2 separate regions of the Homo sapiens genome follow, and region 2 is linked to region 1. A link is a loop called in an ENCODE intact Hi-C map of the cell type or tissue named here. Cell type or tissue: heart right ventricle. All regions are shown on one strand. Links, peaks and the distances in the headings refer to the core of each region. The heading gives the core; the rest is flanking DNA. Region 1 overlaps PREP (prolyl endopeptidase). Region 2 overlaps POPDC1 (popeye domain cAMP effector 1).

Region 1 (2,929 bases), core at 125-2,624:
CTTCATCTGAAGTCTTCACTCACCATCACTTTTTCCATCCTGTTGAGGGTATGAGTTGTAGAACATTCCCTTCCCATCATGGGTCCAGGCCATACAGCTGAACTTGACTCTTTCAAGCACATCTGGAAGCTCTTTGGCACCATCAACTTTCATGAACTTGATTGTCACCCAGTCTGAGCCACTGGCACTCAGACCATAGGCAAAATATTCACCATCTTCGCTGAACGCATAACCTATGGGACACAGGAGAAATCATCCAGTGACAAACACGGAACACAACTCCACGGTCCTTTATGCCATCTAACAAAGCTCTCTTTCATAACACGGAGGTAGAATGTGGCAATAAAAGGAATAGGAATCTGGTAGTGAGGAATCCCGGGGGCTCAGCCCAAGTTTTACAGGAATTACCCTTATAACCTTAGACAAGCTTCCTAACCTCTCCAGGTCTTAATTTGTCTATAAAATGAAATATTAGATTATATGCCTACTAAAATGCTTTCATTTTGAAATTTTTATAATGCAATAGGCAGTTCAGTTAAAAGCAGAGCTCATCTGGGACTTCTGTCATATTTCATTTATACTCTAAAGGGAATAAGGAGAAAAAGGAAACTGCTTTTAGAGTAATGACTGAATTATGACACATACCATATAATAGAACTAAATTGTAGTCATTAGGTAATTTGGGAGATTGATTCCAAATTATCTAAAATCCCTTGTTACAGCCTCATTTTTGAAGCATTACCTGTGCAATGTCCACACTGTCTGACCATTACAAGCCTAGGTAAATAAAGCCTGAGGGTTTGCAGTGAAGGCGCCCGGAGTGCACATTCCACAAGAAATTGTGAAAGGAAAAGCAACATGTCTATAGACTGTCGTGCCATGTACAGTCCTTTAGGGCCCTGGCAGAATGTTCTAATCACTATGGAATGTTTCCTGGCAAATACTTGTGTTTCATATTAGCTTTTTTAATTATGAAGTATGTAAAGCATTCAATACAACACCTCCTATTGGAGACTCTGACACCAGAGATTTCCTCTTAGGCTGTTTGCTAAACGTTATTGGGTAATGAAAATTTTAAGAAGCTCAACTATTATTAGAGGTTTCCTATTCTTTTACGTGGAATTTCATTTGTTTAAAATTTCACAGAACCTACTCATTAACCATTGTAGGTCCTATAAAGTATCTAGGCTCATATGTATGTAAATGCAGAAAAGAGTCTAGAAAGTGATAGGAAAAAGAAACATATTCACCTTTTATTCTACATAGCACTGGAGTGTTTGAATTGTTTATATATATATATATATATATATATATATATATATATATATATATATATATATATATATATCAGAAAATTTTCAGAAAAATTTAAATAAAACATTTTGATTTGAAAAGTATGTTTAAAAATCATATACTACAAAAATAATCTGAATGTTTACTCCTTTTGTGATAACTTCCCTATAATACCACTCTTAGAAAACTCAATGACTGTTTGAGGCAGGTCTCATGCCTAATTTAGCTTCTCGCCCATCAAGGCTTTGTCCATAGCAAACATTCCATAAAGAAGTCACTAGAAGAATGCATTATCGGGGTGGGAGTTAAGACCCTGTCCCTCTGGATGGGCTGCAAGATAGATCCTTGTGGAAACTAAATGAATTCCTATATGGGATATGTTACTTCAACAGAACCAGTGTATTAAATTCACTGAAAACTACAAGCTCAGATTCATGGAAGAATCTGAGCTGGTGATGTCTTATTTTCGATACTGGTTCGATAAAGGATCATTGTTTATATACACAGCCTATTCAGAGGGAGGGGAAGGTGGACCACCGAATGACTGGATCATGGTTAGAAGTGTTTGTATAAAAAAGGGTCTTTGCACAGGTCTGATGGAACGGGGCTCTATAACTCCCATCTTATTGATTACAGAGGACTTCAATGTCTCAATTTCTCAATTCTAGAGGGCCATAACTAATCATATGGTTTTTTCTATAAAACCAGAAGGTACTACAGGAGAAATGCTGAGCCAACGTCATCTATAACATCATTATCATTGTAGAGTTTACAATTATTAAAATACAGAACTGGAGAATAACTTAGTTCCTTACCCTAGAACTCTGCTTACTGCAGAAACCTTGGATAATCTTCTCTATGGCCTACGGAGGAGGTTATCTTAGGGGCAGAGTTAAGTAGGAGATGTACAGCAACTGTGGACAAACTTAGTCTTTAAACCTCCATCTTCAGGGAACAGGATACCCAGCTGTTCAATTTCTACAAGATTTGTGTGTTTTTACTTGTAATTCTAACATGTTGACAATTAACTAGATTTTTAAAACTCTAATCGCCTCCTTCCCAAGAGGGAAACTGATCTGATAAACATTCTTTCCTGTTTAATATTATAGTTGGAATAATCTTTGTACAGCTTAAACTTCTTATAGAAGACGACTTATTTTTTTCTAATCACAGGTAGGTCTCAGGGATGTTGGAGGAAATGATGATGATATGTCAAGATTCCAGAAGCCCTAGAAGCTAATTTGGGTCCAGTGTTAATTATTTTCCAGTTCTGCTTCATGCCATCAGAGTGGAAAAGAGGAATGTGACTATTCATGTATTCTAAATATACTGTGCAAAAATTAGCTTTCCTGATATTGTATGTGCATCTGTTCCACAATATGGTCCACACCCTGCCTGGCATTTCAGAGGTAAAGCAACTGCACTAACTTCAGAGCTCCAAGTGAGGGTCTTAGGAGTTCCACGGGCCTCTCTGTGTAGCACTTACCTCGGAGTGCCACTGTGCCATCGTCAGACAGTATGTTGGGGTCCAGGAACACTCTGGCCTCACCCTCTAAGGAATCCTGTACATATAATACTCGCTGGTTCTGCAAACCTGTATTGTAAAAATAAAAATACCTGGGGAACAGAGATGGTC
Region 2 (2,929 bases), core at 178-2,677, 260 kb before region 1:
TATGCACATTTAAGAATCTGTTGTTCTACAGGACAAACCAAAAAACCAAAACAAAAACATATGCAGAAACACACACACAGAGACAGAGAGACAGAGAGAGATGGAAAGGGAGCCCTGAGGTGTAGTGGCTGAATGCGATGTGCACATGCTGTTCAGATCGTGATTCGAAAAATAATTATAAATATTCGTATGCATGTTAATGTTTAAATCGACCTAGATTTGGGTTAATGAATAGGTGGAACAATGTAAAAAGGTTTAAGGAAATACATAAGGTATATTTAATTTGGTATGGAGTGACACTGCTTGTAATTCTGAAGTAATCTAACTAAAAGCTAAATGACACTGGAGATTATCATTGGATAATTTCACACATTCCTAAGTAGAACCCTAGTAATCCAGTGATAAGAATAAGGCAAAAATTTTAATTGAAATGGATTACATTAACCAATCTATGAAAACCTATCTGCAGCACTACTTGATCACAAGGAAGGAATCAGGAGATGACAGGTTTCCCCAGAAAAGTAGGTGGGAGTTGAGAAAAAGTGGCTTGGGGCAAGTCACTACCTTCTCACCAACTCTAGGTGGACTCATCTGCAAAGAGGCAAATAATAACAGCTCCTGTGCCTAGCTCACATAGCTGTCGGTTCAAATGCAAGAACAGATGTGAAGGTGACCTGTATATGGAAAAACACTAGTCAACTGTTACTTGCATTTAAAAAAACACAGAGGTAATCTGGTCTACAAGCATGAGCTTTTGTTTTTCTTTTCTTTTTTTTTTGATACAGGTCTCACTCTATCACCCAGGCTTCCGTGCAGTGGCTCTATCATGGCTCACTGCAACCTTGACTTCCCCGGCTCAAGCAATCCTCTCACCTCAGCCTCCCAAGTAGATGGGACCACAGGCATGTATCACCATGCCTGGATAATTTTTTTAATTTTTTGTAGAGATGGGGTCTCATTATGTTGCCCAGGCTGGTCTTGAACTCCTGGGCTCAAGCGATCCTCCAGCTTCAACCTCCCAAAGTGCTGAGATTACAGGTGTGAGGCACTGTGCCTGGCCAAGCATGAGCTCTGGAATCAGATAGGATCCCTAGGTTTGTATCACAGAACCAGCCCCCATGGAAGAGGGGCAAGTGAATAAGCATCTCATATTCCCAATTTCCTCATCTATAAAATGACCTAACACCCGCTGTAGTAGACTGTGTTACAGTCCAGCTTTCCACCTGCTGTTTCTCACTAGGCCCTTCCTGAGCAGTCCCTGCAGAAGGGTTAAATGATCTATCCATTGATGTTGGTTCTGGCAAGTGACTTCTGTGGCCCAGGGAACATGCATGGAAGTGGTACTTGCTCCTTTAGAGCAGGAGCTTTAACAGCCAGCCATCTTGTGAATCTGCCACGACTGTCTTCCTTCTGCAGTTACAATGGCAGTGACCCAGATGGCAGCTAGTCCTTTGGCTGAGCCCCAAGAGTAGGGAAGTGCAGCACCCGACCTTCATGTGAGCTTTAGTTAATACCTTCAAAAAGTTACTATGCAGGCCAGGTGCAGTGGCTCACGCCTGAAATCCCAGCACCCGAGGCGGGTGGGATCCTCCTGCCTCAGCCTATTGAGTAGCTAGAACTACAGGCCTGCACCACGATGCCTGGCATTTTTTTTTTTTTTATAGAGACAAGGTTCTCTTGAGCCCAGGAGTTTAAGGCTGCAGTGATCTGTAATTGTACCAATGTACTCCAGTCTGGGTGACAAAGTGAGACCAACTCCCATCCCCCCCGCCACACACACACACAAAAAAAACAAAAACAAAACAAAAACAAACAAAAAAAAACAGGAGATTAAATTCTTGTATGAAAGGTGATCTCCCAAAATATTAAAAGGAAAACAACATGCTTATCATCAAGGACAAGATGTCGAGGCAGAGAGAATTCTGTACAAGCCTTTATTAAAATAACTCGTCTTTAAGTCTTCCAACACAATTTAGTTGCCTTTTCATAACTTACTATTCTTTGTCCAATTCACTATAAACTGTTTAATTGCTTCTTTAGGTCTTCATTTCCTTACAAAAGCTTCTGTGCCATGTAAAACCTGTATGAGCTTTTAACACAAACTCATACAACTTGTATTAAATTTGTATCCTTTTCTCTTGTTAATCTATCTTATGTCAATTTAATTCTCAGGTCCAGCCAAAAAACAACCCTAAAAAGGAAGAAGTAAAGTTTTTTCTTTCCTACACACCAATTATATGGCCTTGTAAATTCCAGCCTCTCCTGACTATGCAATACTTAAAATCCCTAATATAATTTATCTAAAGGCATACAAAGTTACAAATCATTTACATAAAGAATTGTTGAATGTGTTTGCATTTTTTAAAAGTTAATTTGGTTTAAAATACAATTGGAAATATGAATAGTTTTTAATTCATGCAATGGAAGAATGTCTGCCTTTTTGCTATTTCATATGAATTTGTTCAAAGTTTTTATACCATCATTCTTAGAATAATTCTTAAAGTATTTAATTCTTAATTTAGTTTTTCTCATTTTACTTACTAATTTTCAACATCTGGGTTATTTGTGTTACTTAAAATGTTTTGAAACAATCTAAACTATGGAAGAATACCGGAAAATGTGCCTCTTGGCAGGCGTGTGAATGAGGTAGCTCACAAGGGTGTTGAGTGATCTCCTTCATCTTTGGGAATAATCCATTTCTCAGTCACTTTTTAACTCACGGCACTCATACTGAGATAACCAGCCAGCAGCAGAACACCCAGCATTTATTTGTCTACCATTTAGTAAAACATTTCTGGGTCTAGGCTTTCACTCTAACTAAAGTCATGAAAGTAACAAAGCCAAATGGCAACAAAAACAAACAAAACCAAAGCAAAAAAATCAAACCATGTGGACTCTTAGAGTATTCTGGTGAGCCACTATTTTTTAT

Evidence for each region. Hi-C counts contacts between places; a loop is a spot of excess contacts. Peaks named below come from ENCODE experiments on the same cell type or tissue, not always from the same donor. Only the 100,000 strongest peaks of a DNase experiment are listed, where the experiment ranks them.
Region 2: a loop joins it to region 1, with 2.0 times the contacts of the local background. A loop is called at or near these places in 2 of 110 quality-filtered maps.

What each region holds. Positions count from the first base shown.
Region 1 is chr6:105,373,346-105,376,274 of GRCh38, forward strand. It overlaps PREP (prolyl endopeptidase), which reads right to left. Exons shown (of 15, transcript NM_002726.5): 4 at 2,780-2,910; 5 at 24-233. Among named protein-coding and RNA genes, the nearest start is that of PREP, 28 kb to the right of the region's middle. In heart right ventricle, for the core only: no CTCF peak of the experiment used is centred there; no DNase peak of the experiment used is centred there.
Region 2 is chr6:105,112,172-105,115,100 of GRCh38, forward strand. The region is part of intron 7 of POPDC1 (popeye domain cAMP effector 1); the gene reads right to left. Among named protein-coding and RNA genes, the nearest start is that of POPDC1, 24 kb to the right of the region's middle. In heart right ventricle, for the core only: no CTCF peak of the experiment used is centred there; a DNase peak (open chromatin) is centred at 1,425; H3K27ac peaks cover 1,058 bases.